Regions from separate parts of the Homo sapiens genome. Here region 1 is linked to region 2. A link is an interaction called in ENCODE POLR2A ChIA-PET data of the cell type or tissue named here. Cell type or tissue: MCF 10A. All regions are shown on one strand. Each heading gives the region's core, and the rest is flanking DNA. Links, peaks and the distances in the headings are about the cores only.

Region 1 (15,394 bases), core at 4,845-8,844, 100 kb after region 2:
AATTGAATCCATAATTTTGCTATTTTGAAGGGGAGAATTTCTGAGTGAATTCTGCACGCTGATATCTGAATGGCTTAGCTCTAAGCTCCAGGCCTCTTATTTCATCTTCTCTGTTGAGCCATCCATCTTCTACAAATTAATCTATGCTTTTTAGTCCCAATGTGGGGTGCTGATTCTATAATGCTGATGATTGATCACTCCTTGATCTAGACTGTGTCCAGACCGTCCTATGTGGTCAAGCCCCTGCACCCCTTCACTGAGTACATTTTCCGAGTGGTTTGGATCTTCACAGCGCAGCTGCAGCTCTACTCCCCTCCAAGTCCCAGTTACAGGACTCATCCTCATGGAGGTATGGTGTGCACACATTTCTTATGAAAGGACATTATTCCAAAGCTTTGATTTAGTTTGTTTTTATTTTAAACAATGAAATAAATCTATTCCTTCCTATTAATCGATCCATTCAACAACTGGGTACATAACTATGTGCCAGGTAGTATTCTAGGTACTCACAATACCTTTATGATCAAAAGAGACAATGACCCCTGCTCCTGTGGAGCTCACTTTCTTTTTTCTTTTCTTTTCTTTTTTTTTTTTTTTTTGGAGACAGAGTCTTGCTCTGTTGCCCAGGCTGGAATGCAGTGGTGTGATCTTGGCTCACTGCAACCTCCACCTCCTGGGTTCAAGTGATTCCCCTGCCTCAGCCTTCCAAGCAGCTGGGACTCAGGCATGCACTACCATGCCTGGCTAATTTTTTGTATTTTTAGTGGAGATGGGGTTTCACCATGCTGGCCAGGCTGGTCTTGTATTCCTGACCTCAAGTGATCTGCCCGCCTTGGCCTCCCAAAGTGCTGGGATTATAGGCGTGAGCCACCTCGCCCAGCTGGAGCTCACATGTTGTTGGAACAGAAATATTCTGCAATAAACATAAGAAATAAATAAAGTATATTGTAAGTGGGATGGTGCTGTGTGCTATAGTAAGAGGAATATTTTGAGCAGGGTTTGTCATTTAGAGGATTGGAAATGAAGAGTGAAGAGGGAAGGAGAGGCCAGTGGCAGTATGAAATAAGGTGGCCAGAATGAGCCTTGGTGAGCTGGTGGGGTAAAGTTTGAGCAAAGACTTAAAGGAGGCAAGGAAGTCAACCAGGCAGCTATCTCACATAGAGAGTTTCAGGCAGAGGGATGGTCCGTGTGGAAGACCTAAGGCAAGAACATCTGTGGCCTGATCAAGGAGCAACTAGAAGGCCCACGTGGCTGAACAAGAGTGCAGGAGGCAGAGGAGTAACAGCTAAGGTCAGAGAGATGGGGGCCAGACCCAGTCTACCTCAGGGATCTTGGTAAGGAATGTGGCTTTTATTCTGGAAGGAGAGTCACTGTAAGGTTTTGAGGAGAGGAGTGACACGATCTGATGCGAACTGCCTTATACATTAAAAGGAAAACTGGCTGCTGTATGGAGAATGAACTCTGGGGTGTGGGAGGAAGCAGGAAGAACTGGTAGGAAGCCATGTGGTGACCCAGGTGAGAGGCCCAGGGGTGGTAGTGGTGTGGTATAGATATGTTTGGATTCTATTTTTATTTCTTGATGTAATTTTAGTCTTTTTATTGCCTAGGTTATAAACTTCTTTGGCTGTGGAAAAATAACATCAGTAACAAAATTCACCTCCTGTTTTTTTTTTTTTTTTTTTTTACTGAAAAGTTTGTTATTTTTTGTATTATATTTTTAATATAATTGAAAGGAAGATTGCGCACTTTTTTCATTCATTCAAGTATTTATCAAGGACTATTATATACCAGACATTGTTCTAGGAACTAAAGATGATAAAATCCTAACCCTTATGGAGCTTGCATTCCAGCTAGGGAAGACAGTCCGATAAGTAATTAAGTAAAAGTATTTTCTGGGTTATGGGAAGACCCAATGAATAGCATCCTTCTTCTTAGTCTGAATTCTGAACCAATAAAAGATAAAACAAAAACGGCCAGAAGATGGCTGCAGGAATGTCAATATTATTTCTGATAAGGGCCAAATTGTATGATGATAGATTTTAAAGTAGGAAGTGCGATGTGACACATAGCCAGAGACTTGGTCGCACAGGGCCATACTGACCCTGATAAGGAGTACAGATTTTATTCTAAGTGGGACAGAATGTCTTTGGAGTGTTCTAAGGAGGGGAGGGACTTGTTCAAATTTTAAAACTTTCAGTATGGCTGATGCATGGAGAATAGACTGGGAGGGTGGAAGGAGGGCCAGGGAAGCTGGGGAGCTGTTAGGAGGCCAAGCAAGTCAGGCTTGATTTGGTGATGGCTCTGACAAGGATGGTGATGGGAAAACAGGGAAAGGTTTGTCATATATTTTGAAGATTGAGCTGTTGGGGTGGCTGAATGGATTTGGCAAGGAAGATGGGAAAATCAAAGTTGCTAACTTAGACTTTCAGTCTGAACACCTGAATGTCATCATTTACTGAGACAGGGACAAGGGTAAAGGAGGAGTGGCTTTCCTAGATAAAATCGTCAGTTCTGTTTTGGCCAAGCAAAATTTGAGATGTCTGTTAGATATCCAAGTGGAGTTGCTGAGGAAGCAATTAAATGGAAGGATTTGGAACTGAGGAGGTAAGTCGAAGGTATCCAAACTACCAATTTAGGAGTTATCACCACGGAGATGTGATTCAAGCCATGGGCCTGGAGGCAATATGCTGAAAGTGAATGTGGTTGAAAAAAGGAGAAGGTCAAGGTGTCAGCCCAAGGGCCCTTAATATTTGGTGGCTGGGAAGAAGAAGAGGGACAGCAAAGGACATGGAGAAGGAGAGACTCAGGAGCTTGTGGTGTCTCAAAGCCAAGTGATAAAAGTGTTTCATAAATGAAGGTGATTGAGTATGAAACAGTGACATTATCTCTGGAAAGCAACAAAAAGCTTCTTATCTGCTAGATTCCTGCTTCCTCATTTTCCCACCCTTTATACAGAATGTTGCCCTATCAGAATATAACTTTATCTGAGCTGCTGTCCTCTGAATACTAATATATCCTTAGAGCAATTCTAGCTCTAAATAAATGTTATTGTTCTCTTGTTCAAAATATATTCATGGGATATCTATAGATGCATGGATACTTTAAGAAGCTTACTCCCTTGTAGAAGAGATAAAGCACATGCCTAACTAACCTCATAGTAAGGTAAAGCTTTATTAAACACATAGAAAACGTACTGACAAATTCCCATGGAAGTTTAGAGGAGGGAAGTATTTATTTCTGAAATGAAATATCAAATAAATCTCTTTGGAGGAAGTCTCATTTGTTGAGTTAGACATGAGGTGAGGAGAGAAAAGGGCAGGTCCAGGTGTCTATGTGACCAGGGTCACCAAGATTGGATTCTAAGGCATGGAGGGAAATTAGTCAGTATGCCATCTGCTGGAAGCATAGAATACAGGAAGAAAAATAGTGAGAATAACACTGGGAAGGCAGACTAGGTCCAGATTACCAAGAATCTTAAATGTCCTGGGTAAGGAGTTTGTACTTTATTTAGAATGCAGTTAGGAGCTATGGAAGGTTTTAAAGCACAATAGTAATTGCTTCACTTGCTTCTCAAAAAGAGAATTTTGGCAACTGCACATAGAATAGATTGAGAGAATGAGTGAGATTTGAAAGTACAGAGGTAGAGACCAGCTGGGAGGTTACTATATTATTTTAAGATTTTATCAAAACAGCTTTTTAAAAACAGAACATATATTGGGGTATTCTCTGACTTATTATTTTGAAGATGTGACTTCCACACCAGGAAAAGCATTCAAGCCTAGAAGCCTTAGAGGAAGGCGAATGCTGGGGCAGACACCGAGGGAGAGTTGTCTGGTGCCCTCACCCTCAGAGTTAGCTGAGGCAACCCAGGAAGACATGCTCCAGGCTGGATGCCCTAACCCTCAGCTCTGGAGATGTGCCTATGTGCAGAGAGCCTCAGGCTGAACTAGGCCTTGGACCTAAGCAGAGCCGAGCAGCTGATGAAGTGGGTTGGGGCATTTTCCCCCTTCCCTGATGGTTGCTCTCTCCTTGCTTGTCAGATCTCAGGGTTTGTGTGGCCACCTCTGCTGATTATTCTGACTATTCTTGCTTAGCGCCTCAGACCAAACACTGGCCTAGGACCATGTTCGAAATTTTCCAGATCAGAGGAGAATGAATTCTTCCTTGTTCCAAGCAATGCCATATGTTATCCAACAGTGCTGGGACATTTTCCGGTGCTACAGAAATACCGTGCAGGGACATTGGCTGGGCAAATCAAAATAATGAAAACAAATTTTGCTGTTCATTTCTGGGCCTTTCTCCTGGATAAGCAAGCTCACATACCCTCTGTGTCTTCTAGACCCTACATGGGTGTCCTTCTTATGGATAGCATCTCATGTTTCTGATTCTCACTTTTCTAGCTACATCAAAACTTAGAAACTTATCTGTATTGTGTTAATTGCCTCATAACCCTATTCTCTTTTAGCTGTGGGAATGACATGATTTTAGATGGTGCTATTGCCTTTTTTTTTTTTTTTAAGACAGAGTCTCGCTGTTGCCCAGGCTGGAGTACAGTAGCACGATCTCAGCTCACTGCAACCTCCACCTCCTGGGTTCAATCGATTCTCCTGCCTCAGCCTCCTGAGTAGCTGGGACTACAGGTGCATGCCACCATGCCTGGTTACTTTTTGTAGTTTTAGTAGAGATGGGGTTTCACCATGTTAGCCAGGATGGTCTCAATCTCCTGACCTCGTGATCCGCCCGCCTCGGCCTCCTAAAGTGCTGGGATTACAAGCATGAGTCACCGCGAGTTTTTTTTTTTTTTTTTTTGAGACAAGGTCTCACTCTGTCACCCAGGTTGCAGTGCAGTGGCACAATTTCGGCTCACTGCAACTTCTGCCTCCTGGGTTCAAGTGATTCTTGTGCCTCAGCCTCCCAGGTAGCTGGGATTACAGGCATGCGCCACCATGCCTGGCTAATTTTTGTAATTTTAGTAGAGATGGGTTTTTGCCATGTAGGCCAGGCTGATCTCGAACTCCTGGCCTCAAGCGATTGGTCCACGTTTGGCCTTCCAAAGTGCTAGGATTACAGGTGTAAACCACTGCACCCGGCCTAAATGGTGCTATTGCCTTTTAACTGGGTCTTTTCAGAAAATAATTTCTTAACAAAGGAATGATTGTCAGACAAGGGATACCAGCATTTCAGGGATGATTTTTGTGTTGTTGTTTTTTTTTCGGTGGGGAAGACCTGGACAATGATCGCATCTTGCCATGTAGGTGACATTTAACTTGCTTCAATGGTGGAAGATCACATTTGGGCATTGACCCTAATGACTTAAAATTTTGACATTCTAATTATATTATAATTCAGTGGGAGAAATTTATTTCTTCCCTGTTTATCATGGTGACTGACTACATGGAGCCGAGGAGTGATGCAATGATGCTTGTGTTTGCTGAAAATTAGTCTGAGAGTTAGAGATGAATTGCATCAGAGAAAGGCTGAGAGAGCAATTAAAAGGGCTTTTAAAAGTCAGTGGTGATGCAGAGCATTTGCCAAAAGTGTTCAGAGGGAGAGAAATCTACTCAAGAGCAAAGTAACTTCTAATTGTGTCTTTCTATGGAAAGAGGAGAGAAAGAGTCTGGTTTTAGGGGTTTGGTTTGAAAAGCAGGTGGAGACACAGATGGAAGCTAGGCTGTCAGATCATTTGTTGTCCTTTCTTTTTCCACTTAAGTAGCTGCTGGGGACTGTGTGTGAACGCTCAGTTGTTTCATACATGCTCCTTTAATCCTTTGCCAGGGCAGGGGTGCTGAAGCTCAGTCAGCCTGGATTTCCAGGACCTGAGAGCTGGGGTAAGGAAAATGTAGTCTGGGTCATTAGAGCTGATGCCAACAAAAGTGAAGCCAACTGTTCGAATTCCAGCTTGTCTGAACCCACATCTCCAGCTGGAACCAGCAAGGCTGCCCCACTCAAATGAGTGAAAAGGCCCCAGGATGGACTTTTTTTTAAACTCGTCGATCATTGACTCCAGTTTTAGTCAGACTCTCCTCTTCTTCCTAAACTGGTTCCATCCCATGTTTCAACTCATTTAAGTCTCTAGAGATTCCTGATGACTTTTTTTAAAAGGGCCATTATTGTATTCGTATACACTATATTTAATTTTATTTCATTAATTAGAAGTGAGGAAAGTAACATTTGAAAGGGCCTCTTGGGAAAGGAGCGAACTGGTTTAGACATCTTACCACCTTTCCTCTATCACATATTTTGAGTATTAATAAAATTATTTCGTTTCCATTAAGTTTTCAAAAAAAAAAACAAGACTTTTTTCCATCTTATTTTAAAAACATCATGCTTGCACATTTTTCTGCTCATTATGTCACCATTATCTCTTCCAGTTCCTGAAACTGCACCTTTGATTAGGAATATTGAGAGCTCAAGTCCCGACACTGTGGAAGTCAGCTGGGATCCACCTCAATTCCCAGGTGGACCTATTTTGGGTTATAACTTAAGGCTGATCAGCAAAAATCAAAAATTAGATGCAGGGACACAGAGAACCAGTTTCCAGTTTTACTCCACTTTACCAAATACTATCTACAGGTAAGAATTAAGTGATACAGAGGAAAATGTAACCAGCATGGCTGCAGGCATGATAATTATTTAAGAAATATGGGTATCAAATAGTTTAAATGTGCTTTGAGAAGCGCCACTGACTCCATGGTGTTGGGTTGAAGTCATTGTGGTTTTCCTCAGGCTTATATGCCTATTAGATTATAGCATCCTAAGCAAAAACATTCTCAAGTATTTCTATTATATTCAGAGGATACTTATAAATATGGCTAATAAAGACATCGTAAACACCATGAATGTCAAATTTTCATTTAATCCAATATGAAAAAAGTAAGGAGGTAGAGTTCTGTTTAGGCATTTTTATTAACCATTAGGGTAATTATTTTATTATTGTTAGCTTTTCTATCATTTACTAGAGCCTCTTTAAATTCGGAGAAGAATGGGGGTCATGCAGATAGCAGAGTTCAGCTTTTGACCTCTATGACCCTGAACTGTTCTAGGGGAATGCAAACAAGGATGTGATTGATGGTCATTTCGGTGCTGAGCAGTGGCACCACGTAACTAGACTCATGCATTGCCACATCACCCTTTAAATAGAAATGTTATTGCTCCTTCTATTTTTATCTCATGTTCACACCATGCCATGTGAAACACGTCTCTCCAAATTGTTTTTGGAATAGGTTTTCTATTGCAGCAGTAAATGAAGTTGGTGAGGGTCCAGAAGCAGAATCTAGTATTACCACTTCATCTTCAGCAGGTATGGGTCAGGCTTCTTCCTTTAGCTACACAGGAATGAGGGTGGCAAGGGTGGTTTCAGAGCCAGAAGCCCTGGGTCACCTGGTAGACCTCAAGACCCACCTCTTCTGCCCAAATGATTATTGTCTTTTGGGTACTTGTTAAGTTTTCCATTTTAAATGAACCTAAGTATTTGATGAATTAAAGTAAGTGGTTAGATATTAGAATTTGGGAATTGAAAATCAGAATAAAAAATTTAGGGTTTTAAAAAAATGGCCTCAAATCTTTGGTTTCAGTTGAAATCACTAGTGTTTCTGACTCACATTTACACACTTAAGGGATACATATAACTTTTCTGCCCTAATCCCTATTTTAGATTATATATAATTATTTAATATATATCAGACATTGTTTTCCAGTATCTTTGTTTTTAAATATATCTGGACTTTAATAATTTACATTTTACTATATAAGTATTCAGTCTGCCAAAGTATCTTTTATTATTTTGTAAGCACCCTTTCTTTTTGGCTTTGGTGTTTTATTGATTACCTCAAGTGACTGAATACTTACTGTATGATATATGTGTGAGCAAAATAACAAATGAAAATGCTTTCTAAGAAGTACTGGAAATTTGAGGGGAAACTAATAAAAGATTTTTGAGAACATCCAAAGATTCACAATTCTGGGAGCCTGTTTTCTATTTTTACTAGAACCCTATTTGCTGACTTGACTGCCCCTTACTCTAATCTGTACATGCCTGTGCCAATGGGTATTGAGTGTCATCCATCATCAGCCTTTGTTTTTTTGGCTGTTCCTAGACTCTAGGAAAGGAGAGGTATTTTTGTTATGTAAGAAGCACGTCCAAAGGGTGAGTTAAATATAGAGCAGGGTTAAGGTTGTTGTTACTGTGATTATTGCATAACATTCATTAAATACCCTAAAAATGTTCACCCATGCACCTTGTGTCAGTCTCCACTTGAACAGGATATCAAGCAGAGTTCTGCAGCCTTCCAATGTCATTCCTTTAAGGACCTTTCTTCTGCCCTAAAGGCAAAGATACTGAAGACAACACAGAGACAACCAGTGTCTGACAATATGTGTGTGTCATGCATAACCCACTCTGGCCTGGGGTGGACCACCTCCACCGAGCCAATTCTCATGGCTGAAAATAATAAGCTGAGCTGGGGCAAGGTTGTTGAGAATAGTGATACATCATGTGATGTCATTTCTGGGTTATTTAGGGGCATATGAACATAAATCCTATTTGATTGTTACTGTACTTCCTACCTCCAATCATAGAATAATGTGAGTTATACCATAGATGCAATTCTCCAGTGCCATTAGAGAAAATTTGACCAGCCTCTTTCAAGCACTAGTCCCCTTGCTTTGAAGGGTAGTACTGATCTTTTTTGTGTCTGTTAGTGTACCTGTGGTTGGTCTACCTGTCTGCAAATTGTGTTGTTTTTTTCAGTTCAACAAGAGGAACAGTGGCTCTTTTTATCCAGAAAAACTTCTCTAAGAAAGAGATCTTTAAAACATTTAGTAGATGAAGCACATTGCCTTCGGTTGGATGCTATATACCATAATATTACAGGTCAGTATGATAAGGATAAATGATTCCTTAGTGTGAAAAGAAGATTCTAAAAGAAGTACTTCTAGAATAAAAGAAAATTTTTGAATATTTCTGGAACATATTCTCTTAATATCCTAATATATTAGAATAATTTAGAAGAATATTTTCTTTTAAAATAAAATACTTCTATTTTAATTTATTAATCATTAAATAAATAAATTCTCATTCATACAAGTTTTTTGTCCTGGTTGTTATATAATAATGTGTGTGCACTTGCATGGCTCTTCTAGGAATATCTGTTGATGTCCACCAGCAAATTGTTTATTTCTCTGAAGGAACTCTCATATGGGCGAAGAAGGCTGCCAACATGTCTGATGTATCTGACCTGAGAATTTTTTACAGAGGTTCAGGATTAATTTCTTCTATCTCCATAGATTGGCTTTATCAAAGAATGTATTTCATCATGGATGAACTGGTTAGTCCGAGAAGTTAAAGAGGAATAGTGATAGACAGTGATACTGATATGCATATCTTGGTATATTTAATACTAAACACAATTGCCTTATTCAATACATACTCAAGTATTTACTATGCCTTAGATACTAGGTTATCAATGAATCATAGATCTGGCCTATAGGAGGGTGTAGCCTTTACCTAGTGCTAGTCCTGACATAGCATTAAATCACCTTTATTTGTACTTTTTTAGAGTCATGAGTTTATACTAAAAATAATTCATCTTCTATAAGATAGTGGTGGTACCTGTCTTATTGTTAGGTAAGACTGCCAGTCATGATCAAAGTTAGCTGCAAGCATTTAAAATTATATCATAACCAGAGGGAAATTTAGTAGTTCTCCAAAAACACAGTAGTACTGTACTTTTCGGAAGACCATTTTTTGTTGTTGTTGTTGGTGGTGGTGGTGCATAAGGACTATTTTGAGCTGATGAAGACACAGTCTTGACATGTTTCAAATTCTACTTCTTTGGAAGGTACAGGCTTATCACAGTAAGCAACAGCCATTGCTGTGGTTGAAAGTGCATAAACCTAGATATCGCTTAAATGTTAAAAATAGTTGAATGCCTCTACAAGCCAGGAAAATAGGCACTTGTATTGCATTGATGTCAATAATGTATAAATTCATTAGGATATAGGATATAAAACTGTCGTTTAAGGGCTTTTTTTTGCTCATTTGTCTTGGGCAGTGCTCAGTGCCTAGTACAATTCCAACAGAACAGATACTCAGGGATACTTGTTGGCTGAATTTAATGCTGTATAGACAGATGCTAATCCTACCGGTATATTTTTTATTTTTTTAGGTATGTGTCTGTGATTTAGAGAACTGCTCAAACATCGAGGAAATTACTCCACCCTCTATTAGTGCACCTCAAAAAATTGTGGCTGATTCATACAATGGGTATGTGTTAGCCTTGTAAAGATGAATTCTCTTCCATTGGGAATAAATAATCTTTGAGAAACTTGCTTGCTAATGAAACATTGTAGTACCAGATGAGCCTATCTATGCATCTTACTTTAGGTGAATTTAATTAAATTCAGGCAAAGTTTTCATTCTGTAGAGCCAGGAGGGAATGTTTTTTCAAACATAAATCAACTCTTATAAAGTAGTTATTTCTCTCTCCTTCACAGCCAAATATGGGAATATGGGAAAGACCTCCTGTCTGGGAGTCAGGGGTTGGGTTCTAGTCCTGGATTTGCCACTTCTTTATCATGGGATTGAGTCTCACTTTCCGCCTCAACACTACCTGTGATAAAGCCCCTTCATTCCACCTGTTCCTTTTGCTGAGCCATTCAACTGTAGTTCATTCCTCTGGTTTGGTTCTCACATCTATCAAGAGGTTCTTTAATAAGAAAGCTGCTAGCTTCCACCTTAGGAGACAGGAGCTGATTGATAACTCTGCCTCCTACCCCCAAATGAAATGGACACATTGTACCGCAGTCTTGCTGTTAAATTGGAGTAGTACCTGAAGCAAGTAATATCATGTCTATGACCATTGATTTATCAATCCATATAGGGAAGGTAATAATACTTACCCAGTTGGGTTATTTTGAAGACAAAATGAGGTATTTATTGTGCATGTATTTTGTGAACTCCAGATATATATGAATATGAAGGATAAACACATAGAAAGTTATTTTGGAGTTATTATTTCTCAGATATGACCAGATAATAACAGATTAGTAACCAGTAGGCAAAGCCCATGTTTGTAAGATTAAACTTTTTTCTTTCCTGTAGGAATAAAGTTGCTTTCATTTTGAATGAAAAAAAAAATACAGCTCATAACATGTTTTTCACAAACAAAACTTTCTTTTAAAAAAGATTGTTCATTATAGATTTTAAAATCAAGCTTTCTATTCCTATTCATTCACAATTTACTAAAGATTTATTTTAACTTCTAGGTTTGAATGAATTACTGAATTATGGAATATTTAATGCTTTGTGATGTAGGACAAGGATTCTCTGGATCTTACTGTTTTCATGTGTAAAGGTCTACGGTCCTATGAAATGTAACTTTGTTGTTGACACTTACACAAAATGACTCATTCTGAGGATAATGAACTTTACCCACTAATCGATCATTCAAATGCGATCACTGAGGTCTTCAGTGGCTCTTTTTTTCCATTAGGATAAAATGGATTTGTGCTTAGATTTTGCAATGTGACTAGAAATGATAATGATAATTAGTATTTATACTGAATGTGTGTTTCTAAGTGTATTATGTCCAATAATTCATTTAATTTGTATTCAACCCTATGAAATAAGTACTTTTATTATTCTAGTTTTATAGATAAGGAAAGGGAAACACGGGTTGATTCCGTAATTGTCTAAGATTATACAGCTGTTTTGCGATGGAACCAGTGGAACCAGACAGGCCCTGGAACAAGAAATCTTGCTCCAGGACTTCTAGCTCCAGGGCCTGTCTTCTAACCATCTCTCTATACCATGATAGGAGAGTTTCTATAAAAATCAGCATGTAACTTTCAGCAATAGTTTGTGTTTAGTAGTCCTAAAGGACATCAGATGTGTGAAACAGTGTATTGTCCTGGTATTAGAAATATTTTCCTCTATGCTGTTCTTTTTGCACTGCAAATTGTCTCCTCATTGAGTTCAGACTTACTGTAAAACCTCTGCTTTTCTTCCTACCACCACTTCCCCATCTTCTTCCACCCCAGCTTCTCCTCCTCACTCTGTCCTCCTCTTCCCATGCACCAGATCTCTTCACCTTTTCTATTTTTCTTTCTCTTCCTCCCTGCTTCAATATAATAATTGTAATATTTACCACAGATAGTTTTCCTTTTATCTACTCTGAAATTCCTCCAAATTCCATTAACAATTTTGAATTTAGGAAACAAAAGCAGAAAATTAAGAGCCAAGCTGTTTTTGCTTTTTGCCTGCTACAATCCGTCCTCAGGGAAAAGAACATAGCTACATATCTCAAAATGGAGCTTATATCTCAGGATATTATTCTAGCATAGGAGTTTTGAGAAAATTGATCAAGATTTGGAATAGTCATCAAGGGGAATTAGAGCAGAACTAAATAAGGACAAGGAAAATGATTTGACAGTTTTGATGAGAGGTTGGAATGCTGCCAGTCCTTGGGGTTGGGATAAGAATTTATCAAAGTATACTTCTGTTAGCACCTTTCTCCATAATCACGAATTGTAAATTAGCTACATCCACATTAATGGTTTTATATTTTAGTTAAAAGTTTATTTACATATTTCATTGTCAATGAAATATTTTGGCAGTATGTTTTCTTTTTCATTATTAAAATAACCTGCCTCGTTACTGTGAGGTTTGACTTTAAATTAGATGTGCTTCTCTAATTCTTCCGTTGGCTTCTTTCTCCTGATTGCTGGATTTTCCTGCTTCAGTCATGTGTGGGGTATTTCTTTGTGGTTTATAAAATGGTAGCTCTATTGCCTGCATCAATTGTAGATTAAAAAAAATTAGTCCACTGCAAATGCAAAGTAGCCATGCTAGTTATAGCAAAATGATAACTGTACAATTAAAAATGGTTTAAATGTTTTACTTTCTTCCATTTATCACTCAGAATGCATGAGAAAATTTACTGATAAAATTAGACTTAAGGATGTGTGTTTTTTGGAGGAAAATGTTTGATAGTAAATACCATATTTAGCCATGTGATTTCTATATAGTATGTTTTCCTTTAAAATTTTGAAAGACCCTTCCTGGCCAGGGCTGGTGGCTAATGCCTGTAATCCCAGCACTTTGGGAAGCCAAGGTGTGCAGATCACTTGAGCCCAGGAGTTCAGGACTAGCTTGGGCAACACGGTGATACCCTGTCTCCACAAAAAATACAAAAATTAGCCGAGCACGGTGGCAAGCCTGTGGTCCCAGCTACATGGGATACTGAGGTGTGGGAGGATCACCTGAACCCAGGAGGTTGAGGCTGCAGTGAGCTGTGATTGTGTCACTGAACTCCAGCCTGGGTGACAGAGTAAGACCTTGTCTCAAAAAAATAAAAGACCCTTCCTGTTTTTGAATTTTTTGATTCCTTAAAAAGTCACTTATAATAATTAAGAGACTAAGCATTACAAGTGAGGCTGAAATTTTCTAATGTTCCAACTTGTAACTTAAACGAATAGAGTATATCTTAGGAAATTACCTTTTTCTACCTTGGAAAATCCTGTACTTAGCAACATCAGAGATACATAGTTCTGATTGTGCAACAGAATGAAGCAATTAGCTGAGGAGGTTACTCATCAACCTTTGGACTGAATCTCATGAGGTTTCTTTTGTTCCTGTGTCAGGTATGTCTTTTACCTCCTGAGAGATGGCATTTATAGAGCAGACCTTCCTGTACCATCTGGCCGGTGTGCAGAAGCTGTGCGTATTGTGGAGAGTTGCACGTTAAAGGACTTTGCAATCAAGCCACAAGCCAAGCGAATCATTTACTTCAATGACACTGCCCAAGTCTTCATGTCAACATTTCTGGATGGCTCTGCTTCCCATCTCATCCTACCTCGCATCCCCTTTGCTGATGTGAAAAGTTTTGCTTGTGAAAACAATGACTTTCTTGTCACAGATGGCAAGGTCATTTTCCAACAGGATGCTTTGTCTTTTAATGAATTCATCGTGGGATGTGACCTGAGTCACATAGAAGAATTTGGGTTTGGTAACTTGGTCATCTTTGGCTCATCCTCCCAGCTGCACCCTCTGCCAGGCCGCCCGCAGGAGCTTTCGGTGCTGTTTGGCTCTCACCAGGCTCTTGTTCAATGGAAGCCTCCTGCCCTTGCCATAGGAGCCAGTGAGTGCTCTGTCCCCAGTGTGGTTACTGGCCTTGCTGGAATAAGAGGAAGGTTTGAACTGCTTGGCGTTGTGATTCAATTTTGAGAGCCCCATTTGGCTATTCAGTCATCAACCAGAAGCAGCTACTTAGCTAAAAAAAAAGTTTATACATTTGTTCTGCATTTATTAGTTTTACATTAGGAGAATCTCTATACTTCTCATGTATATCCCAATAGAATAATTTGAACATTTATTGAGTGTCTGCTAAGATCCAGGCATTGACATTCTAGTCAGAACAAATAGCCAGGGAGATAGAATACTTGGGTTGAGATTTTTTGTGCTGTTGAAAGCTTGCATGAATTTCAGCAATTCCCTAAAACTCTGAACTCGAATCTCCATCTCTGGAGAGAGGTAGTATGTGGGTGGGTAAGCAGGTGGGCTCTGGAGTCAGCCTGCACGGATTCAAATACTTGCCATTTGTTAATAGAATGACCCTGGGCAAGTTACTAAACCACTCTGTGTCTCAGTTTCCACACCTGGAAATGGGGAATATTTATTATATCTTTTAATGGAACTGTTGTACAGATAAAATTAAAACACATTAGTAGAGCACTTAGAACAGTATCTAGCACAGAGGTCAGCAAACTTTTTCTGTAAAGGAAAGACCAGATAGTAAATATTTTTATTTACTTTGTGGGTCAGATGGTCCCTGTCAGCTACTCAATTATGTCGTTGTAGTGTGAAGACAGTCATAGATAATATGTAAATGAATAACTGTGGCTGTGTTCCATTACAACTTTATTTACAGAAACAGTGGGCCAGGTTTGGCCTGTGAGTGGAGTTTGCCAATCCCTGATCCCCTAGACGATAGTAAGTATTTAGAAAACATTGGCTGTTTTTGCTTTAGAACAAAGTTAATTATGTCTGTTTGCTGCATATCTCAAAGATGGCTGAAAATGAATAGGTAATTTTTTTTTATTGATTGGGCTTCTTGGAGGAAGGTACTATACAAACAGTGGTAATTACATTAAAGGTTCATCATTAAGCATTTTTTATTAAGAGCCTGATTATATCTATTAGTGTTGTAGAGAACCCCTCTGACAATTATATGCAGCAAGCATATAGCTTTGACTGAAGGACAGTCCTATTTGTTGGGAATGCTGTCTCCTTCAATGCAGCCAAATGAGCGGCATGAGGAATGAACACTGTCCTAGCCTCATCAACAAATGATCCCTGGTGATTATCGGGGTAGCGGATATTACTGCCCAATTGCTC
Region 2 (15,394 bases), core at 4,455-8,454:
TTGAAGAAGGAACTCTCAAAGGTAGTAAAAGAAGGCCTCTCCATCCCAAAGTCTCTGATGGAGAAGCCTCACCTTGGGTATACTGTGAATCTGAGGACCTCAAAGCAGCCCTCTTCCCTCCCAGCCTCTTCCCCAGTTAGAGGTGGATTCAGGAGTCTTCCTTTATTCCACTTCCTTCTTGCCTTGAGGTGTTGGGGCCAAATGGTAATAGAGGTTTATTAAAAAATAAAAAGAAAAAAGAAAAAGATTTGAAAACTCCAGAATCTACATCATCTCAACAGCCAAGGCCTAGGGAAAGGATCTACCCATTATCCAGAAACTCCCACGAGATTCCTGGCAGCCCCTGACAGAGGGCTGAATTGGGGAAATAGAGTTGGCTTTAATGGACCAATGGGTTAAGAAGTGCCGGGGGGAACTTTAGACAGCCAAGATAAAACTACTATGAAGCCCTGAGATCTAGGCAGAATTAGTGAAATTTACATGGTAGGCAACAAAGACACATAGAATTTTTTGAGTAGGAAGATAACGAAACAGGTATTAGAAAAAGATGATCAACCTGGCTGGACAACGCTACAGGAACTAGAATGGGGACAGAATCTGGATCAGAGGAGCAGTAGGCAGGCTAGCAATGGGGGTAGCTGGAACAGGAAGGAAGGGAACAGAAAACAGGCAAATTCTTGAGACAAAATCAACAGACTCAGGTTTGGGGGAACTATGGTGAGAAGAACAAAGGAGAAAAAACACCAAGGCCTTGTTCAGTCCAGAAATGATTGCAACACAGAGGCCAATATAGACAGCAAAAAGAGTCCAGAGAGGGAGCAGGTTTGGGCCCAAAGGTTGTAAGTTTGGTTAAGTTTGAGGTGACGGCTAAATTCCTTGGGCTCCCTGGCAGTTGGTAAACACAAAATTGCCAAGAATTAAATGAAAATGATACAAGAGAGAAGCATAGTGTGCAGGAGCACACAGTGCACGGGGCTTTGATTTGAAATCTGAATTATTTGTCGGCTTTAAAGGGCTTTAATAAAATATCCAATTTATAGTTTCTCTTTAAAACTGAAGGACAAACTGGGAGTGGTGGCTCATGCCTGTAATTCCAGCATTTTGGGAGGCCAAGGCAGCGGATCACCTGAAGTCAGGAGTTCGAGACCAGCCTGACCAACATGGTGAAACCCTGTGTCTACTAAAAATACAAAAATTAGCTGGGCATGGTAGCGCGAGCCTGTAATCTCAGCTACTCGGGAAGCTGAGGCAGGAGAATCGCTTGAACCCAGGAGGCAGAGGTTGCAGTGAGCTGAGATCATGCCACTGAACTCCAGCCTGGGCAAGAGTGAGATTCCGTCTCAACAACAACAACAACAACAATGACAACTGAAAGACGTGACAACCACATGATCAGGCATTCTCACAGGGCTAGTGACACAGTGGCTGTCCCTTGAAAGGAGCCAAACACCCTAGTTCTTCACCAGGTCCTTGTTACTCATTTCTGTTACCTGCCCTACCTTTGTAAGCATTTATTTTGAGCACCCTCATAAAGCAATCCTAGGGTAATTAGTACAAACAAATATGCATCTCAATATAAACACAACACAACCTCTCCAAGCCACCAAAAAATCTCCTGATCAAATATTTAAATGTCACTTTTCTTAGGACTATGAAATTCTCCTTTCATAAAAGAGGAAGAGAAAAACTTTTTTTTTTTCAGAAAACAGTTAAATATGAAATAAGGAGCAATTATATGAGTCAACCTACATGTGACTATCATATTCTAAATTTTATTTTTTTAAAGTGACATGTGTCAGCAAAAGAAAATCTTAGGGTGTCACTGTTTTTTTTGAGACGAAGTCTCACTCTGTCGCCCAGGCTGGAGTGCAGTGGCAGGATCTTGGCTTACTGCAGCCTCTGCCTCCTGGGTTCAAGCGATTCTCCTGCCTCAGCCTCCCGAGTAGGTGGGACGACAGGTGCATTTACGTACGGCTAATTTTTTTGTATTTTTAGTAGAGACGGGGTTTCACCGTGTTAGCCAGGATGGTCTCGATCTCCTGACCTCATGATCCACCCACCTCGGCCTCCCAAAGTGCTGGGATTACAGGCGTGAGCCACCGCACCCGGCCAGGGTATCACTTTTATTCAGCCCTGTAATTGTATTTCTTTCCGACCACTTCCACTGTAAGGCCTAAGAGGAAACTTCTTTCACCCAGCAATGCTGGCACAATGCAGGCAAGTTCAAATCGTCAACATTCCCATCGTTACTTTGCCTGGGGATCTCTACCTCCTTGGGAAAATTTCTCTCTTCCATTAACTATCAGAACAAAACCCCATGAGTCTTTGTTCTGCCAAAGAACCTGAATCGCAAAGGAAGTGCTGAGTCCTAATTTATTAAAAAGCGAACTGTCATCAGAAGTTCTAGTATCACTCTAACCTATGGAAGTAGACTATTTATGGAGTTTTCTGTGGCAAGACTAATATAATAAGTTTATTCCATGGGTATTAACTACATCAGGAATTTTCACTCTCTTGTGCTTCCACAGTTTGGGTGATTTCAAAGGATTAAGTAGAAAGATGCCAAAGGGTAAAATGAAAAACTGCTAGGGAGAGAAAATGCCTACAATGTCATGTGTTGAAGAAGGCAGATGCGTACACATGAAAACCAATAGACAAGTATTATTTATTTATTTTTGAGACGGACTTTCGCTTTTGTTGCCTAGGCTGGAGTGCAGTGGTGCGATCTCAGCTCACCGCAACCTCCGCCTCCCAGGTTCAAGCGATTGTCCTGCCTCAGCCTCCTGAGTAGCTGCGATTACAGGCATGCGCTACCACACCCAGCTAATTTTGTATTTTTAGTAGAGATGAGGAGAAGCATTATTCTTATTACCTCATTCTGACACTCAGGTAGCCTACCTCTCATAGCCTGACTCTCTCTAATTGACAATCACTGACAAAGAAGACAAAAGTTACTTAAAAATCTATCAGTTTATCTTCTTTGTCTTAGGTATCAATGTCAGTATCCTGGTTGTGATATGGTATTGTAGTTTGCAAAGATGTTATAATTGAGGGAAACTAGGTAAAATGTATACAATATCTCTCTGTATTAGTTCTTCCAATTGCATGTGATCTACAATGATCTGAAAATAAAAAGGTTAATTAAATAATTGAAAAAATAATGTCAATCAAGTTTGCCTGGCTGGGGATGGAAGTGAGGAGGCTTTTACTTTTTCTATTTTATACTTTTTTATACTCTTTGCATTTTGTTATCCTGTATGCTTTTTCTCTTTTTTTTTTCTTTTTCTTTTTGAGACGGTCTCATTCCATCACCCAGGCTGGAATACAGTGGCACAATCACAGCTCACTGCACCCTCGACCTCTGAGGCTCAAGCAATCTTCCCACGTCAGCCTCCCAAGTAGCTGGAACTACAGGCACACACCACCACACCTGGCAGATTTTTTTTTTTTTTTTTGGTAGAGATGGGGGCCACACTATGTCGCCCAGGCTGGTCTGGAACTCCTAGGCTCAAGCGATCTTCCCGCCTTGGCCTCCCAAATGCTGGGATTACAGGTGTGCACCACTGCACCTAGCCTAAAATTCTTTTAATTAAAGCATTAAACAGATCTGCAAAAAAAAGCTCTCTATGAAATACAGTTGACCCAGTTTCTTCAGCAATGAATTAAATGAAGAGGCACACACAAAAAAGTGTTTATTTTAGATTTAAAAGACACTTATGTGCCATAGCAATTAAGTGAGACTTGCTTGAATCCTGATTTGAAAAACCAACCTTATAAAATCTTTTAAATAGATAATTGAGATATTAAATAATTTCAGATAATTATAATTTTATTAGGTGAGATAATGGCATTGAGGCTACATAAGAAAATGCCATTTTTTTGAGGGATGCCTACTGACATATGCAGGGCTGAAATGACATAAGGTCTGGGATTTGCCTTAAAATACCTGGCAAAAAAGAGGTGATGCAGAATAAATGAAAAAATACGGAGAAATGTTGATGGTTGCTATAGATGGATGATGAGGGCTCACAGTTCTAAGAATATTAAAAATTAAAAGAAATAAAGATCCATCTTTAAGGGAAAAAAATAAAACCACGATCTTATGATTAAACTCCAAGTAGTGTTGTGGGGAGGATAGGCCGGGAGTGACACAGTAAAGTGCCACCTATCTAACATCAAAATAGGGGGAATGGGGAATGAAGAGGGGAGGAGGAAGTTTTGCCACAGGGAATTTGACCACTCTTCAAAGTGGCTACACCACACAATGTTTATCTGTTCCTTCCTTTCGACTGTAATTTCTTGCCAAAGCACATGATGACTAAACTAAGTATCATTTCCTCCTCTTCTAGACTGAAAGCTCCTCTCAACTGTAGAATATTTCCAGGGTGGTCTCTCTGTAATGGGCCTAAATCCTGGTGTCTGTTTGGAGCCACAGCTGGTTTGTGACACTGACCACCACTTCCTCAAAACAATTTACAAGAACAAAACTAGATGTATGAAGTTTAGATTCTGGAAAAAGGTGCAAGTATTCATGAATATTTCAGAACTCCCAAAGTGATCTATGTACAGAATTTAAGTATACAGATTTTAATTCTGAACATTTGGAAACAATCTAAATTAGAAATGAACAGCCAAACTGATATCTCCAAGCAATGTGATGTTAAGGAAGTTACTCATGTTTTAGAAGAATATTTAACATGAAAACACTTTAATACAGAATATATTGTACACACATAGATGTGTAATATTTAAAGTGTTTACTTCTATGGTATAAGTTTACAAGTGATTTTCATTTTATTTATACATTTTTCCTCTAAATATTCTATAATATGAATACATATAAAGGAGAAAAATAATATAATTAAAACTACCAAATTCACCTAACATTCTTTGTAACACTAAAGGCTACTTTCAACATTAGCCTCATAATACAGATAGGAAGAAGTCACGGACTGTCATTAAAAATTCAGGAAACAAACAACTAGGAACTTAGTATACTGTAGTTCTCACTTCAAGAAGTCCAGTCAAGAGAAGAAAGATATATTAACAAGTAAATTCTTGAGACTAACTTGACAGAGTTACAGAGATATGGACTCAGTATCTATTCTCCAAATGCCTGAAATTAATGGATAGGTCTCTACCTTTTAGCTTTTAACATCAGCTATTCAAGAGTTGTCGATATACAAGCTACTTTCTAAATAAGCTTAGAACAAATCCTAGATGCTTGTATACACAAGCCAATCCTTTATTTAGTCTACTTTAATTCCATCCACTACAAAAGGAAAACAATAACTTCCTTAAAAGACTATTTCCCTTTGATAAGAAATCATGTTCCACTAAAAGAAAAGCAAAATAAGATATACCTGGTATGGACTAAGTTCTGCAATACTAGAAAGTATGATTAGACTTTAAAAGAAAACTTGTAACTGAATTGCACTTGTTGGAAAATGATTTGGGTGGAGTAAATTGAACAGTGCAAATATACTTTTTTTAAATTTTTTTTGAGACGGAGTCTTGCTCTGTCGCCCAGGCTGGAGTGCAGTGGCGCAGTCTCGGCTTACTGACCTCCGCCTCCCAGGTTCAAGCAATTCTCCTGCCTCAGCATCCCGATTAGCTGGGATTACAGGCATGTACCACCAAGCCCGGCTAATCACATATACTTTTTAGATTGATTATTAACTAGTCCTTAGAGTAAGACAGAAACCTCAAGCTTTTTTAAAATTATTATTATGGCCTAGAGTTAGAACACAGATTTTTTTATCACACCTCAAGTAATCACATATGCATACACATGCATAAACAATGAACAAAAGTTAAATGATACCACTATTTTATTACATGTAATGCACTGTGATTATTTCCTATTCTATTCAGTTTCATTTTTGTTTTTGTCAAAGCATACTGGTTGTGCCTACTGAAGTGATTTCATTACCTATTAATGGGTCCTAACCTGCAACTTGGGAAAGAGTGCTCTAAAATATCACAAAAGTAAAACCATTTCTAAAAACATGATTTCATTAGTTGTATCCTTGCTCTTCTAATATTCAAGTTACAACAGGTCTCAACACATATACAATCATCCATGTGTGGGTGTGAGAAAATTTCTTCCCATGTCTAAGATCAAGTGAGCTCTTGATGACTACAATCTTTTCAACCACAAAGGAGAGCTTGCAATTATTACAGAGTTTTGTCTGATGGTAGGGCAAACAGATTTTCCAAGATATCATTAATTCCATTCTCAGCCTTACTCTCTTAGAAACTTTGCTCTTCTTCAATTGTGCTTAGCTTTTTACCTTGTAGGCCGCCAGAAGCAAAAGAAAAACAGGAGCAAAAGGGCCTCAGTTGCTATGTGAGAATGAACAAAGGCAAAACAGAACTTGTAATGATAAAACAAAATAATTATTCAAAATCTTCAGTTTTTCTGAAAGGAATATGGATAATAATACTATGCTGAAAGAAGTTACAGCTATCGACTAGAAACACATGACCATGTTTTATAAAACTGACAATCTCTTTCAACTTTATTCTCACCACATATAAAATAGATGCTAATGATATGACTAGTGATCTAATAAGGATGATAATGCTGTTGACTCAGCAGATGAAACATTTGAAAGTAAAATAAAAGGAAACACAAGGAATATGTCAAAAGTCTCTCTGTGGAAACTTTCAACATTCCTATCAGCTAAAAGTGTCACTTAAAATAAATCAGTCTGAATGTATGAAAATGAATCAAATCATTTAAAGAGATCCTATCTACGATTCCTCTATGATTCCCTATATAATGTGGGATTACTTCCATCAGTGTCCAAAGACATCAATAATTACCATGTTAAGATATTTAAAAGATTCATAATTTGCTGCCAAAGGAAAAAAATCTCAAAATCTAGCCAATGCTATTCTTTAATGTGCTATACATAAAATCAGTGAACACTGCAGTTTTTGGTCACTCTCCAGTCTTGAGACTTCTGCTGAAAAGCAAAAGATTATTAGAAGGCTTGTGGATGTGGGGGAGGAGAGTTGACACACCTATCATTTCCTAATTCATAAATTATTTCCATATACTTGGGAGGTGACAGAGCATAATGGTTACAACCTGGATTCTGGCACAGCCCTGCCTAACACTGGCTTTGTGGCCTTGGGTGAGTCTTTTTACCTCTCTAAGGTAAAACTGAATTCCATCATCCATAATCTAAAGACAACAATAGTGCCCAATTTCATGAGCATTAAAAGGGAGAATGCTAATAAAAACAAAGTATCAAGCACAGAGGCAACCATATAGTAAAAATTCAATATGTTAACTGCTACTATTTTTATCTTAAAATTCTACACATTATTAAAGTATCAAAAATATTGCTTTGAATTAGCTGACTTTGTCCAAATTCCATCACCCATTGGCTGTATGATCCTAAGAAATCCCCCATTTAGTGTATATCAATTTTCCTCATCTGTAAAATTACCAACCATAACTGGGTGTGGTGAAGATGAATAAGGCTGTGTGTGTGTGCTTTAATCGGCTGAGAAAGTCTAATTAGAATGCATTTCCCAGTATTTATCTAATGCCCACTTACTGCTATGTCAGCATGTCCTGAAGTAGATACTGTGGTACTAGTCTGGGTGGTTTACCAGGGGGTTATGCCCTCACCCTCCTCAAAAGAGCTGCAAGGTCAGTAAGCTTGCAGAATTCCACCTTTTTCTTTACCACAGAACATCTCAAAGCCCTTACAGTGTATAGTGAAGCTCTGATGCGTGTTGCAGTTTACAGTATTTCCCAGAAAACTCTTTCCTCTTGGGGCATCTCCTGGGAGTAGTGCTCTGTGAGACATACTGGTGAACTCCTGGGTTAGACTCTCACAAGTGGGACACACAGAGAGATCCCATGATAGGGCTTCTGGGATTGAAGATCTTACGTGGAGAAGTGGACTTTGGCCTCTGGAGTTCTAAAAATGATACTGAAGTTATATTATGTGACTTGATTCAAAAGCAAGACTTTTCTCACTGTTGTTATTAAGTTACAAGTCCTTTGTGGGCATCTACAACAAACTGGACACATTGGTTAAGAGAAGTTTCTTAATTTCAAAGAAGACTTTTAAGAAAAAAAAAAAACTTGTTTGTACAGCGAAACAATTCTAAGACAACTGTTTTATCTCTGTTGAATAGATGCTTAGAATAAGGAAGTCAGAGAAAAGAGGCTGCTGACCTTTGTTAATAATGTCAGGATGTTGATGTAATATCCAAGCTGCCACTGCTTCAGCTGAAGATAAGTCAAGAAATCTTTCCTGCCGCTGGAACATGCTAGCTTTCTCACCTTGGTTTCATGTTAAATATGCATACTGCCAATATTCAGATAAAGTGTAATATTGATATTGACTTTTCTCTCTGGAGTCCAGAAAAATCCAATATTACCAAGTAAAGACAAAGTTAAACTGAGTTTTATAAATTAAAACTGTAAACACTTCTCCTTTGCACATAGATGTGAGCTTTCACTTTCACAGATAATAGTTTTTTAAAAATTGAGAGCCAAAAAGTTATTGGGAAAGGAAAAAAATAAAATTATGAAAGGGCCCTTACTAAAAACTAGCATTTACCAAACATTCATTGTAAAAAGTAGCAGATACAGTGTTCTAAGGACTTCATATTACCTTATTTAGCCTTCATGACAACCATATCTGATAATGATAGTTTTTAAAAATTGATTACAAATTATTTCACATATATACACACACACATATATATACAGATACACACATACAAAGAGTAATTTCACAAACATCAAAGTGTATACCCAGTAGCTTATAAGATAGGACATCTCCTATACAACAAAACTGAAGCCCACAAAACCCTTTCTTCACCACACATCCCTCCTATTATCTCTATTCTGTGTGTGAAGGAGTCAAGGCTCTGAGATGCAGCATAACTCAGCCCATGTGGCTGGGCTGGGATCAGACCCTAACCTGAAGCTAGTCTGACCTCAAAGACGATGGAATGGAATCATGTGCTCTAGTGCCACTACTGCCTAAGTCACCCATCTTAGAGGTGACAAAACTGAGGTAGCGATATTTAAGACATTGCCCAATCTCACATTACTGCTGAGCAGCATAACTGATATTTAGTTTTTTGTAGTCATACTCTTTTTGTCTCAAAATTAACATGAGAAAAAAGTCATGTTTAATTAGGAGTTTTTTTGTAAAAATTATGATATGAGAAGTTCTATCATCCCCTTTTTTAAATTATCGAAGTACTCTTTACTAGACTATTAAGGGAAAGGTCTAATGAGAGGTGCCTATTTTACTTCCAACAAAGGTTGTTCACTTTGCTTAGCTCCTGAAAGATGCTTTGTAAAAGAAGGTGTCAGTGTATTAAAGTGCTACTTCTCACACTTCAGTATGCAAACTAATCACCTGGGGATCTTGTCAAAATGCAGGGCCTGGAAATTCTACATTTCCAAAAAGCTCTTATTAGTGACTGTTCTGTTGGATCCTGTAAGATATATTCTGAGTAGCAACAGACTGAAAAAGCCCTCCTTATTAAGAGGGATATTGCCATGAATATTTTTTAAAGTGAAAGAAAATCCTCAAGATAAAAATTTTGTATGGTTTAATTTTAGTATCTATTCCTAAAATTGGAACACATCTGTATCTGATACTTATTTTCACTCCAGATTTCATTTATAAGTCTAGGACAGGCAACAATAAGTTCCACGATCTATAGTTAAGCCAAAATGGCATTTCTGAAACCTGGATAAAAGTGTCAATTCAGGAATTACTTGAGCATACTGTGGAAAATAAACAAAGAAATAGGATGGGAAGCTTTGTGCAAGCGTAGGTTTATGCACCATATCCACGGAACAAGCAATCAATGTTTACTGACAAGAAAATAGCAAATCTCACTGGGGAGACATATGGTGTCTTATCATACATCTAATAAGGTATGAAACATGAGAGTTGAGAGAAAAAATAAACCTCATAAAACTCATATCATAGTCCAGTCCTGAAAACTTTACTGCTTTTGCACATTCCATATTCTGCACTGCTGGATGTATTGCAATGCTATAAAAGCAATGGTTAGCTACCAGTAAGGACTTTAAAAAATCTTAATATTTCTATGGCAAATGTGATCACCTCAAATATAAACCAAAGACTATGAATTTCAGGCTTAATTGCATAAGTAACTCCCTCAAACTGTGTTCCCCTATGACTTCTTTTCTAACTTTTTCTCCCCTGGATAGGAACATATGATGGGTATCCTTGGAGACAAAGGGCAGGAAACCATTTCAAGGCATTTAGAATTGTAAGATACGTGCCTGGTTCCCACTTTGGGCACACAAAGTAAATGTGTCTTGGGTAAATAATTATTTCTCTGAATCTCAGTTCCCTCAATAGCTCTCAGAATTGTTGGGATTAAATTCGATGTAAAAAACATACAACGATTCAAAATACATATGAAGATAGAGGTTTAAAATTTGTCTATATGAAAAATCAGACTGGACAAGCAACAACAGTGATTGGATGCTTAAACCATACAGTGAATTGTTGACAGGGAAATACTTTTACTGAGTCAGAAACTAACATTCCAAAGATTACTTGTAACTCATAGAGAGACGGCAGTTTTATAATGGAGAGATCGATGTATCACTTCCTAAAGTCACTGGTGATTCTGAGCATCACTAAAAGTGGAGCAATAATCACAACAATAATAACATATGCGTCCTATTGTGATACAATTAGAAGTACATAGCACCTTTGAGTACTTTTACCAAAAACACTTAGTCTGAATCTAATCGAGTCTTTAGGTCAAATTTCGGGCTTATACAGAAATACAGGTATAGCGCACCAAGTAAAAGATAAACTACTCTGAAGCGGTGAGTACACTTTAGGACGTGAGCTGTGTCACAGAACAACTGAACCTGGTTTCCTCGCAGGAAAAGAAAAAGTATGTGGGTGGGGGTCAGTGATAGATTAAAAGTGACTAAAGAGACATAATAACTAATATGTAGACCTTGTTTGGATCTTTGTACAAACCAAAGGTTAGAAGACATGTTTAGGATAGCTTGGGAAATTTGAATATGACTTGAGTATTAGATGATATTAAAGAAAAACTATTAGTTTTCTTAGGTGTGCTCATAACATTGTGGCTATGCAAGAAAATATTTAGAGATTCAAATGAAATAGGAAAAAAGTCAAGAAATCCTTAATAAATTTTTAGTTTATTAATAGATTTTGAAGTCTCAAAAGACTTGTAGACCCTTCTGAGCTGGCAGTGACAGTAGGTACAGGGCCATTTTTCTGTCTGCAATAGGCCATCTCCTATTTTAGTCTCTTGGCAAAGCAGGAGCTTTCCAGGGATCCCAAAAAAATGGTGGGCGGAATGGGGGCAAACCTTGGTTCATTTTATTCTCAAAATAAGCAGCCTCCATTCTAAAATCCTCAGAATGGAAGCAATTCAAATATATGAATCTCATGTTCCAGTGGTCCCATGGGTCATTAAGCCTCTACAGTTTTCTCTTTTGGGCTGAAATCAACCACATTTTAATATGAGGTAAACTTGCTTTTGTGAAAAGCAATAAAAAGGCTGAATTAAATCCACTCAGCCATTTAAAAGTTAGGCAACAAACACATAGATGTTTATCTATTTTCCCTGTAGGAAATTTTATGCCTTGGTAATTCAAATTTAACTGGACATCACACTTTTAATATCCTTTTGTCTTGTTTTTTGTCAGAAATAATAGTGAAATAAAGTTTTTCTTTCCTTTGTTTTTCAAGAATACCGTGCTTCTTAAAAATCATTTACACTCAACCTTTAAGCACAATCACTAAACATGCTCAAATGCAAAAATGGAGCTATACATATTATTAGTTTGCAAGGATTTTAATTTTGTGAAGAAAGAAAACAAAGACTATTCTTTTTCAGTAAATGTAAATATGTTGAACACTGAATAAGAAGGCCACAACAGCGGTTATAATTTGAGTTTGAAGATGCTGACTATAAAAACTAACTTGGGTCTCAATAAACTCCAAATAGTCTAATAATGAACAAGCCTGATCCATTCAATACAAATTAAGAATCTCACCAAAGAAGGATTAAAAAAATACACCTTACCTTTCTGATACTTAGTATGTTTAAACTTATGTACTTTTCTCAAATAAAGTATGTATAGGCAAATTATTTGACTCCATTAGTAAGAGAGAGTAATTTGAATAATATAAAACAAAAACATTGACGAGACACATCAATTATAAGTTGGCCTGGACAAAAATTCCACTTTCCTATTAGATATTTCTCAGTAGCAATAAATGACTTAGAAATAAGTTTTTGGTTTACTTCAAGGCAAATTCTAAAATAAATATAAATATGGAATTTTTCCAAGTAATAAAAAACTTTCAATGAAACACAGATTTAAAAAATCAGAATATAAAAGCATACACAGACTAGGGAGCAGAGGGGGGAACCCAGGTATTAGTTTTATTGTTGTTCTTTATACCTTTATTTATAGTCTATAATTTTGTGTCTACACAATATTTAATAAAAACAATAGTAAATGTGTGTGTACACACATGTATTTGCTATAGGGGTGTGTGTGTGTGTGTGTGTGTGTGTGTGTGCATTTACATAAAAATATATAGAACTAAAACATGTCCTCAATGGTTCTATGTGTAGCATTTTCCATGATTATGATATATCAGGACAATGTTATTTATGGACACCCTACTTTGTTTCACAACTGTTCTGCTTCTGTTGTAAGCATTAGGGAAGATCATTGGGAAAGTAGGGAAGAAAGCTCCAACCTAAGAGAAATTTATTCTTTTTTTTTGAGACGGAGTCTCGCTCTGTCACCCAGGCTGGAGTGCAGGGGCGTGATCTCCGCTCACTGCAAGCTCCGCCTCCCGGGTTCACGCCATTCTCCTGCCTCAGCCTCCCAAGTAGCTGGGACCACAGGCACCCGCCACCACGCCCGGCTAATTTTTTGTATTTTTAGTAGAGACGGGGTTTCACCGAGTTAGACCATGATGGTCTTGATCTCCTGACCTTGTGATCCACCCGCCTCGGCCTCCCAAAGTGCTGGGATTACAGGCATGAGCCACGGCGCCCGGCCTCTTTTTTGTTTTTTAAAAAAGCTCAAGCACAGCTCTATTTTTAAAAGGGGGGTGGTATGGGGGTAACACAGAGCTACTTAAGCTGTTACCTCATTTCAGTATTATCCTTTGCAGCTTTTCCTACAAAAAAATCTACCTAGCCTAAAATTATTGTTGATATGGTTTGGATGTTTTGTCCCCTCCAGATCTCATGTTGGAATATGATCCCCAATGCTGGAGGTGGGGCCTGGTGAGAGGTATTGGATCATAGGGACAGATCCCTCATGAATGGCTTGGCACCATCCCCTTGGTGATAAGTGAGTTCTTGCTACTACTTCACACAAGAGCTGGATGGTTAAGAGCATGTCTCTTGCTCTGTCTCTCACTATGTGATGCACATGCTTCTCCTTCACCTTCTGTCATGACCGCAAGCTTCCTGAGGCCCTCACCAGAGGCTGAGCAGACGCTTATGCTATGCCTGTACAGCCTGCAGAAACTTGAGCCAAATACACCTATCTTCTTTATAAATTTCCCAGCCTCAGATATTCCCTTACAGCAACACAGAACAGACTAATACAATCATATATAATTATATACAAGACACAAGGCATTTCTGCAAATATTGGGTATATTATTACACAGCATGTAGCTCCTAAGGAAATAGCTAATAACGAGATTAATAAATCAAGTAGAAATGGCAGTAAACAGTAAAGTCATACACGACAATATGGCTTAACACAGTGCTGATGTCACAAATGCCTAGACACTGTCCCCAAATGATGTTTGAGGTGAAGTAGGCCCCTGATACCCTAAATGTATAAGCATTAGCAGACCATAGGGGACCCCCGGTCTAAATCAGTGGATCATTTGCTCAAGACTGCCGGCCCCTCACTCATGGCAGTTTTCCTGCTGTTGCCTGTAAAAGGGTCTCAGAGATTCCCGGTTCTTTTCAGAGTTGAATTTAGTTATTTTCTTTTTGAGACAAGGTCTCACTCTGTTGCCCAGGCTGGAGTACGGTGGCAGCATCACAGCTCACTGCAACAGCTGCCTCCTGGGCTCAAGGGATCCTCCCACCTCAGCTTCCCTAGTAGCTGGGATTACAGGCATGTGCCACCACGCCCGGCAAATTTTTGTATTTTTTGTAGAGTCGGGGGTTTCGCCATGTTGCCCAGGCTGGTCTGGAACTCCTGGACTCAAGTGATCTGTCCACCTCAGCCTCCCAAAGTACTGGGATTACAGGAGTCAGCCGCCCTGCCCGGCCTAGTTATTTTCTTAAATACCTGCACAGTGTTTCCTAACGCTCCACAATAGTCATATATACAATTTCTGTTTAAAATAACATGAATATTATCCTCCTTTCAATTTTTTCAAACCTCAACCACAGCATTCATGCGCTGACTCAGGAACTAGTAGTTACCCGGAGCCTGCTATGTGCCAGGCACCGTACTGGGTGCTAGCGGTGAAAGAAGAGGCTGAGATTCATCTCTGCTTTCATGGATCTTAGGGAATCCTCCAATGCTTACCCCACAATCCCACAAAACCCCTCCTCTTCAACTCCCATTGAAAGGCAAGTTTGACAGTTGGTTCTAGATTCAGCATACCAGCGCTCACAGTCACGACTCTATTTCCACATCGGGTAAGAAGTCATCACATGCGTTTGCTTTATTTTTCCCATAAACTAAGTCTCCCTCACCCAGTAAGGCAAACAACTATTTTTTTTAACATACAAAGCAGACAATAAACATCTGGAAGATAACATCCACATGACTCCTCAGTTTGGAAAAAGGCAAAACTACTCCTCAGTCTAATGAAAAAAAAAAAAATCTGAAATTCTGGCTGTATTTTTCCCTTCACCCTCAATGCCAAATTTCTAATATGCCAGAATGAATTTCTCTATTTTACATACGTACTTTCAGACTTTTACATTCAACATTGGATTAGACATACAATTTCATTACTTTGCCGTGTCCAGGTTTTAATTTCTTTTCTTTTTTTATTTGAGACTGGGTCTTGCTCTGTTGCCCAGGCTGGAGTACAGTGGCTCAATCTCAGCTCACTGCAACCACTGTCTCCCAGGCTCAAGAGATCCTCCCACCTCAGCATCCCGAGTAGCCGAGACCACAGGACACCACGACACCTGGCTAGTTTTATTGTATTTTCGCTAGAGATGGGATTTCGCTATGTTGCTCAGGCTGTCTCAAACTCCTGAGCTCAAGTGATCCGCCTGCCTCAACCACCCAAAGTGCTGGGATTACAGGTGTGAGCCACCTCTGGCCAGTTTTGATTTCGTAACTAGAGTGAGGTTGAGTCTTACAGGGCAG

What was found. ChIA-PET counts read pairs that join two places held together with the same protein. Peaks named below come from ENCODE experiments on the same cell type or tissue, not always from the same donor. Only the 100,000 strongest peaks of a DNase experiment are listed, where the experiment ranks them.
Region 1: POLR2A ChIA-PET joins it to region 2 with 5 read pairs; 3 of 35 experiments call an interaction of 5 or more read pairs at or near these places.

Annotation. Positions count from the first base shown.
Region 1 is chr6:117,388,094-117,403,487 of GRCh38, reverse strand. It overlaps ROS1 (ROS proto-oncogene 1, receptor tyrosine kinase), which reads left to right. Exons shown (of 44, transcript NM_001378902.1): 7 at 211-349; 8 at 6,372-6,573; 9 at 7,224-7,300; 10 at 8,750-8,872; 11 at 9,142-9,326; 12 at 10,167-10,264; 13 at 13,642-14,138. Among named protein-coding and RNA genes, the nearest start is that of ROS1, 30 kb to the left of the region's middle. RefSeq lists an enhancer at 7,864-8,033. In MCF 10A, for the core only: no CTCF peak of the experiment used is centred there; no DNase peak of the experiment used is centred there.
Region 2 is chr6:117,487,302-117,502,695 of GRCh38, reverse strand. All of the region lies in intron 1 of DCBLD1 (discoidin, CUB and LCCL domain containing 1), which reads right to left. Among named protein-coding and RNA genes, the nearest start is that of DCBLD1, 12 kb to the right of the region's middle. In MCF 10A, for the core only: no CTCF peak of the experiment used is centred there; a DNase peak (open chromatin) is centred at 6,095.